2 separate regions of the Homo sapiens genome follow, and region 1 is linked to region 2. A link is an interaction called in ENCODE POLR2A ChIA-PET data of the cell type or tissue named here. Cell type or tissue: PC-9. All regions are shown on one strand.

What was found. ChIA-PET counts read pairs that join two places held together with the same protein. Peaks named below come from ENCODE experiments on the same cell type or tissue, not always from the same donor. Only the 100,000 strongest peaks of a DNase experiment are listed, where the experiment ranks them.
Region 1: POLR2A ChIA-PET joins it to region 2 with 5 read pairs; 2 of 35 experiments call an interaction of 5 or more read pairs at or near these places.

The regions. Positions count from the first base shown.
Region 1 is chr5:98,873,063-98,877,062 of GRCh38, reverse strand. CHD1 (chromodomain helicase DNA binding protein 1) reads left to right here. Exons shown (of 36, transcript NM_001270.4): 24 at 505-665; 25 at 1,950-1,991; 26 at 3,340-3,470. Among named protein-coding and RNA genes, the nearest start is that of CHD1-DT, 53 kb to the left of the region's middle. In PC-9, no CTCF peak of the experiment used is centred here; no DNase peak of the experiment used is centred here; H3K27ac peaks cover 175 bases.
Region 2 is chr5:99,018,345-99,022,344 of GRCh38, reverse strand. No RefSeq gene overlaps it. Among named protein-coding and RNA genes, the nearest start is that of CHD1, 91 kb to the right of the region's middle. In PC-9, no CTCF peak of the experiment used is centred here; a DNase peak (open chromatin) is centred at 1,974; H3K27ac peaks cover 2,258 bases.

The DNA.
Region 1 (4,000 bases), 150 kb after region 2:
TAGCTGGAACTACGGGTGCATGCTACAAAAATACCTGGCTAATATTTTAAATTTTTGGTAGAGACAAGGTCTCACTATGTTGCCTAAGCTGGTCTTGAACTCCTGGGCTCAAGTTATCTTCCTGCCTTGGCCTCCCAGTCATGCTGGGATTACAGGCATGAGCTGCTGCACTCAGCCACATTTTTCTTTTATGATGTAAATTACTTTATTGATCAATGTTTCTTCACAGTTCTGATCTCCTCAGGAAAAATGCCTAGAGGTTATGTTGCTGCGTCAGTAGAATAACTTTTGGAGGCTTTTGATATAATGTCTGATTACCTTTTAAATCAAAATATCCACCAGAGGTATATATTTTTCTCTGTTTGCTCTTTAATTTTGTTTATGGAATGTTTTTGATACATTTAATAACATTTTTAAGATTCCGACCATCTTTTATAATGGTTTTTGCTCTTAAGATACAAGCTGTTTTTACACTAAGGTTGGGTAAATATTTTCCAATTCCAGATTAGTTTCAATGGAAGTGAAGGGAGGCGCAGTAGAAGTAGGAGATACTCTGGATCTGATAGTGATTCCATCTCAGAAGGGAAAAGGCCAAAGAAACGTGGAAGACCACGGACTATTCCTCGGGAGAATATTAAAGGATTTAGTGATGCAGAAATTAGGCGGTAAGGTGTTATAAGACAATCGCTTCAACTTGGTTTTAGTAGAGTGTGAAACTAAAATGTAAAAACGCCGTAATTTTCAAAAATTGTGATGAAGTTTTAGAAGAGGCAAATCTGTTATTTGAGTAGGAATTGGGTGGTTCTGCTTTTGGGTATTTGTTATAACTGAACAAAACAAGTTTGGTGTCTAATCTTTGCATGTTATTTATTTATCGCTAAACTGCTTAGACTACACAATTTTTTTTATTAATTTGACTCAATAGTGATCCTTTCGAATAATAAAAGTAGTTTTGATGCATTTGATTTTTAAAAATTCTCACGGTGTTTATGACTCCCAAAGTTACTAATTTTTTGTGGAAATTCTGTATTTTTCTAGTTTCTTAACAACAGGGTAATTTCCTTTTTGAAAGTAACCCTGTTAAAAGCATTTCTGATATGTTCAAGTAGGAATTGAGATGAGGTAAGATTGGCCAGGCAGGATATATTTATTGTAGTGTCCATTCAGAATATGTTTATATATACACATTTATTTAAGAGGAATGGGATAACAGCTTACTTTTGTTTATGTAATAGTTTTGGATATGACATTTATTAAAATCTTATTCAGTTTTGTATTTTGAAAGTTTCTTTGAAGCCATTGTAACTTTTTTCTTTTAAAATCTTAGACCTGACAAAATTCTTCCTTATTCTTTCTACCAGAAAATTTAATACATTGTTAGTCTTTTTAAAAGGCACTTTCATGACCACCTGAATTGCTGTACTTTTCGTCTTTAGTTGAGGAAGCATTTCGACTTCTACTTTACCTGGATATTTTTCCTCATTTATTAACCACTTACGTAGCTTTCTTAAGTAAAATTTTAATTTTGCATTGTTGGTGTAATACACATCTGAATTAAAGCTATTCAGTGAATTTTTATCAGCACTTGGAATGTGAGGAAGTGTAATATAATTGATAATTATTGTGGAGACACTTCCTGTGGTAGCTTCAGACCTTCTTTTGGTCTTATGAAAATAATGAAGTAATTTTTAAAACAAAATTTAGCTTCTATTGTTTTATTTATACTGATATCTAAACATCATCTTGGATGTTAATTTACCTTGTCTTACCTGGTGTATCTTAATGTTTTAACATTTTTGTTTTTAGCATAGTTTATTCATTCTTCTTAGATAACAGTGCCTTGAATTTTTATACTAACAAGTATTTTCTTATATCTGTAAATATCAGAAATACGTATAATTTTAGTGAATACTGAAGCTCACATTTACCAAACAATTATTTTCTCTTAGGTTTATCAAGAGCTATAAGAAATTTGGTGGTCCTCTGGAAAGGTAAATACGTTTATTATTCTCATAGAATAATGGAATGTGTTACATGCTGTCACCTTTATTTATTTGTATTAACATTCAGTTTAGCTACTTTGTTAAATTTGCTTTTAATCGGCATTTACAAAATTAATGTACAAGGGAAATTTCAGATTGTTTTTAAAAATGTTTTTATACTGTGTTTAATTTCCAGTCTCAAATTTCTTTCCTGTAAATTATCTATACATGTTTAAATTGCACTTTTATGACGGTAAGGCACTTTTTACAATCTTTATCTCATTTTTCATCAATAACTTAAAAGTAGCACGAGCAGATTTATCCATAGAGGGGCTGAGTTGCTAACCCAGCCTTTTTTTTTTTTCTTTTTAAATGGAGTCTCTCACTGTCTCCCAGGCTGGAGTGCAGTGGCGCGATCTTGGCTCACTGTAACCTCCACCTCATGGGTTCATGTGATCCTCCTGCTTCAGCCTCTCGAGCAGCTGGGACTACAGGCGCATGCCACCACACCCAGCTAATTTTTTTTTTTTTTTTTTTTTTTTTAGTAGAGACGGGGTTTCACCATATTGGCCAGGTTGGTCTAGAACTCCTGAATTCAGGTGATCCGCCTGCCTCAGCCTCCCAAAGGCTAACCCAGCCTTTTAACCAGCTCTGCTTTCCCTAAGTAGAGATATTTTCTTAAGTTTCTCAAATTCATTCTCTTATTATACAAACTGTATTAAAATTCAAATTAAGATAGTTTTTTTGAAGTTATCAGATAATCTCAGTAATTATTGTGATTTGGATATTCTTTGCCCTTTGTTGTGGCCAACCCACTGTCTGAATATAGATCAGCAAAGACTCAAATTAGTTTATTTTTTTACTCTTAAAAAATCCCTTCAAAAATAGATATATTTTGTTTTATTTTGAGATGGCATACTTAAAATATAATGAAATACTTGCATAATTATTTTAGATGAAAAAATGTCTTGAGTATTAATCATTCATATCTATTTGGTGCACAGTAATAAAAAGTTACAGAACTTTACTCAGCTTTTGTGTTTACAATTATAAAGCTTTACCACTTCATTCTGAACATCTTAAAATTTGATCAGTTATTAAAAGGTTTTACAGAATTGGTATATAATCTTCCATTTGCTCTATAATGAATTAAACTCATTATTATTGAATATATAAATGAATTGTTTGTCTACCACATTGTCCTGGTTTTTATGTGTTTCCTGCCATTTATGTGAACAAGAATATATAGAGCATGCAGTAGAGTGATATTCAGATCTTGAAATAGAGTGAAACTTAATCTTAAATGGCACCACTTCATTTAACATATTTACCTGAAAATTGGATTATTTTGTTACAGATTAGATGCAATTGCTCGAGATGCTGAGTTAGTTGATAAGTCAGAAACAGACCTTAGACGACTGGGAGAATTGGTACATAATGGTTGCATTAAAGCATTAAAGGATAGTTCTTCAGGAACAGAACGAACAGGTAACATTAAACTGAGAGTGATTTAAAAGAGAAGTAAATGAAAGCTTCAAAATATGCTTTATTGAGCTAGATATTATATCTTAAATTATTTATTCATCAGTCTCAAAAGGTTATTTATAAAACAAAGTAAAGCTATTCTGGGTAATAGGAAATGGAGAACAGAATTGCAATTCGAAGGCAGTAGAATCTGTTTTTAATTCCCCTGACATTTTCTGTCTGGGAGGTAAGGTCAGAAATTACTGTTTTATACACACACATATGTACATTCATAGATATATGTGTATATATACACACACACAGTACAATATGTATAGTATCTATAGGTTTTTTAGTATAGATGACTGGGAAAATATAATGCAAATATACACATATGATATTGGTTTGGGACATAATTATTTTATTATTATGCTTATTTTGCTGTTCATTTACCTGAATAAAAATTATTTAGATAAAATTTAATAAGCAGACCAGGCATAGTGGCTCACACCTGTAATCCTAGCACTTTTGGAGGCTGAGATGGGAGTTTAGCT
Region 2 (4,000 bases):
CTTGGCTCCACAAGGGGTAATGTGCACCCTCAGTCACCACACCACTGGGAAGCTACCTGGTGGAGATAAGCCACATTTATCTGTTCAACTCCAAAATCCAGTTTTGGTGCTTTCTTCCTCTGAGATAATCCAGTTTACTTTTCTCCTGTCTAACCAGACGCGGAAAGAGAAGTTCTAACTCAGGCCTTTAAAAACAAATTGCTGGCCACTCCTCTCTTGTTTGGGGAAAGGAGATGCTTTACTCTTCCCTTTTCAATTCACAGTGGGGAAAAAAACACCACTTTAGATTTTATTTTCTTAATAACATTTAGTATGCTACTTAAGAGGGAAAGTTCTGCAAATCCTGCTATTTAAGAGTAGATTAGAAAGCCAGGTGTGGTGCCTCATGCCTGTAATCCCAGCACTTTGGGAGGCTGAGGAGGGAGGATCATTTGGGCTAGGAGTGAGCAGCCTGGGCAACATAGCAAGACCTCATCTCTACTAAAAAATAAAAGAAATAGTTTTTAAATAAAGGGTGATTAGATCTACTCTAGATTGAACCATATAAGAGATTTGCTCCTAGATTAACCAGGCCAACCTAGAGAATAATTAAATTGCCATAAATGAACCCAACTATTAAAACGTCTCTGAGACTTTTTTCTACACAATTACTTATAGAAATACATCTGGTCTGGATCTGAGTCCCACCATCATAGGGTATTAGCCATGTACTAATCTCTTCCATGCTGACCTGCCATTTAACCCATTTTCTCCATGAATTTGAAATTATCTCTTTGGAGTACAAAGAGAGTTATATTTATTATCCTCAAGCTTTCAGTTGAAGGGAAGGATGGAGGAGGTGAGGGAGGACAGTTAGATTCAGGTTCAATTAAAATTTGAAAGCAGATATGAAAGTTAGACTAAATCATCATTCATACAGATTTACCTTCTTCCCCTACTGACAGACAGCCAAATAAATATGTATCTGAATACGTCTTCCTTTCTTGTAATAAACTTAGCTACAGGGAAATAATTACCATTGCAAAGAATAGAGATATATGAAGCAGTTTTCCTGCTTATATAAGATCTCAGCAATTAATCACAATCAGAAAATTTGCTTATTGTATTTTTCTCTCAATATTTTGTAACTTGTCTAATAAATCTGAAATGTTTAGCAGAGTGTCGTGCCATGCACCTGTAATCCCACCTATCTGGGGGGCTGAGGAGGAAGGATTGCTTGAGACCAGGAGTTCGAATACAGTTTTGACAACATAGCAAGACCCTGTTTCTAAACACTTAATAATAATACTCTGAAATTTTTTAGACAAAAATAAGGTATTTCCAGTCACTAAAAATATATAAAGTACTACATCTAAATGAGATTTAGTTATAAAACTAGTTGACTTTCCAAAGTCCCCTTCCTGTGACTGCTTCAGAGATGAATGCAGAGAGCAGGAATCCTGATTATTTCATGTGGGAGAAGGGTCAAGCCTCTATAAAAGCTCTGTACCTTGCCCTGTCAAGTGTGTGCTTGCCTCCAGAATTCAAACTTTGGAAATATAATTAAGTAATTAGGTTGGATTTGCACTGATAGAGTTTTTGTTTTGTCTTTGTTTTTCTTTATAGAAACAGGGTCTCATTCTGTCATGCAGACTGGAGTGGAGTGGCATGATCATAGCTCACTGCTGCCTGGAACTCCTGGGCTCAAGTGATCCTCTCACCTCAGCCTCCCAAGTAGCTGTGACTACAGGCAGGTGCCACCATGCCTGGCCCCTGACAGAAACTTTAAGAAGGCATTTAGTATTATGATGAGAGGCTTTTGCACTGATTTCATGCAAAATGGCAACAGATAATTTGTACAGAGTACAGTTTTCCAGAAATAAAGTTGTTCTTAAATGAGAATGATGTCATACTAAAGCCATATATCAAGGATAAGTGCCCAACATGTGGTCTGTGAAAAGGAAGCTCATTATAGGTTTTATGTGATGAGTCACCACAGTTACAGTCACTGGACAATGTCTTCAGTGTAAATTTTGAATAGACTTTCCAGTTCATGGAAATTTTTGGCACCTTTTATACATAAAACGTTGCAGATTTCTCCATGACCCAGTTTTTTGTTGTTGTGTTGTTTTGTTTTGTATGGATTCAGCCCAGAACTTCTAGAGAGAGCAGGGCTTCCCTCCACCATTCCATGCTGCTGCTTCCTGTGTTCTTTCTCTGTCTTTTTGACACCATTTGCTTTCTACCTCCCATGTATTCCTCATATCTTACCTGTTTAAAAGTGAAGTTAACGTTTTCATTACCAAAAACAAACAAAACCAAAGATAAAGCTTTCCAGTTACTTCAGTGAGAGCTTGCCAAGAGAGTAAGGGAGTTGCACGAGTTCAGTCCTACTTCTTGAACATTTTCAGTGGCTCTTCATCACCTACCTGTATTTTTTAAAATTAATTTCCTCAGCCTAGTATTCAAAGTTCTTTATGCCCCACCCTAGTAGCTCACTCTAAACTTAATCCTATTACTCTCAAATCATTGCTATATAAGAAGTTTCTGGCCAGGTGCAGTGGTTCATGCCTATAATCCCAGCACTTTGGGAAGCCAAGGCACGCTGTTCACTTCAGGCCAGGAGTTTTGAGACCAGCCTGGCCAAGATAATAAAATCCCATCTCTAAAAAAAAAAAAAAGTAAAAATAAAATATTATGGGTTCAATTGTATCCTGCAATAAACGTACGTTGAAGTCCTAACCCCTAATACCTCAGAATCTTCCCATGTTTGGAAATAGAGTTTTCACAGAGGTAACCAAGTTAAAATGAGGTCATTAAGGTGGAAATTTGGACACAGAGACAGACACGAACAGAAGGAAGATGATGTAAAGGCAGGGAGAACATCATGTGAAGAAGGAGGATTGAAGTGACGCATCTGCAAGCAAAGGAATGCCACAGATTGCCAGCAAACCCAGAAGCTAGGAAGAGGCAAGGAAGGATTCTTCTGAAGCTTTCGGAGGAAGCATGGCCCGGCCAACACCTTGATTTCTGATTTCTAAACTGTGAGATAATACTTTTCTACTGTTTTAAGCCACCTAGCTCTCCAGTATTTTTTGTTGTTACAGCAAACTTAGGAAACTAATACAACTGCCACATTTTAAGCTTCTGTTGATATTATTTCTTCTGCTTCTATTTCTCCCCTTTTTGCTCTTTAAAAAAAATTCTATTCATTTTTAGAAGCCCAGTCACATCTTACTTTCCTCTGTTGCCACTGTCTCTTTTAAAAACTGGGCCAGGCACGGTGGCTCACACCTGTAATCCCAGCACTTTGGGAGGCCGAGATGGGCAGATCACTTGAAGTCAGGAATTCTAGAACAGCCTGGCCAACATGGTGAAACCTTGTCTCTACTAAAAAATACACACACAAAAAAAAATTAGCTGGGAGTGGTCGTGGGTGCCTGTAATTCCAGCTACTCAGGAGGCTGAGGCAGGAGAATCGCTTGAACCCAGGAGGCAGAGGTTGCAGCAGTGAGCAGAGATCTAGCCACTACACTCCAGCCTAGGCAACAGAGTGAGACTACATCTTAAAAAAGAATAAAAAGTAAAAATAATTATTCCTTGAAATTTGAACTCCTATATCATTTCTTGTATTCTTAGTACTAATGATTTGTTATATTCTGTGGGTTATGAGGTTTAAAAAGCAATACATACCCTTGTATGTATATATTCTCTTCCTCAGTCTAGGCTTTAAACAGAGAATATGTCTTATCTGTTGATATTTAATAGGTTAGCAATGACATAAGTGTAAGTACTCAATAAATATTTTTAGTGACATTATGCTATTATCTCCTAATTGGTAAATACACTTGAATAATCTAGTAAAACATAAAAAACACCAATGACTTTCATTATTAGAAAGATGATCTAATTTTAATGAATCTTAATTATATAAATAATAAATATGATGGTACAGCATTTTTCTCCCAATCATCTTTATATGTTATGAGGTTTAAAAAGCAAACAATCTATTCATTCAATC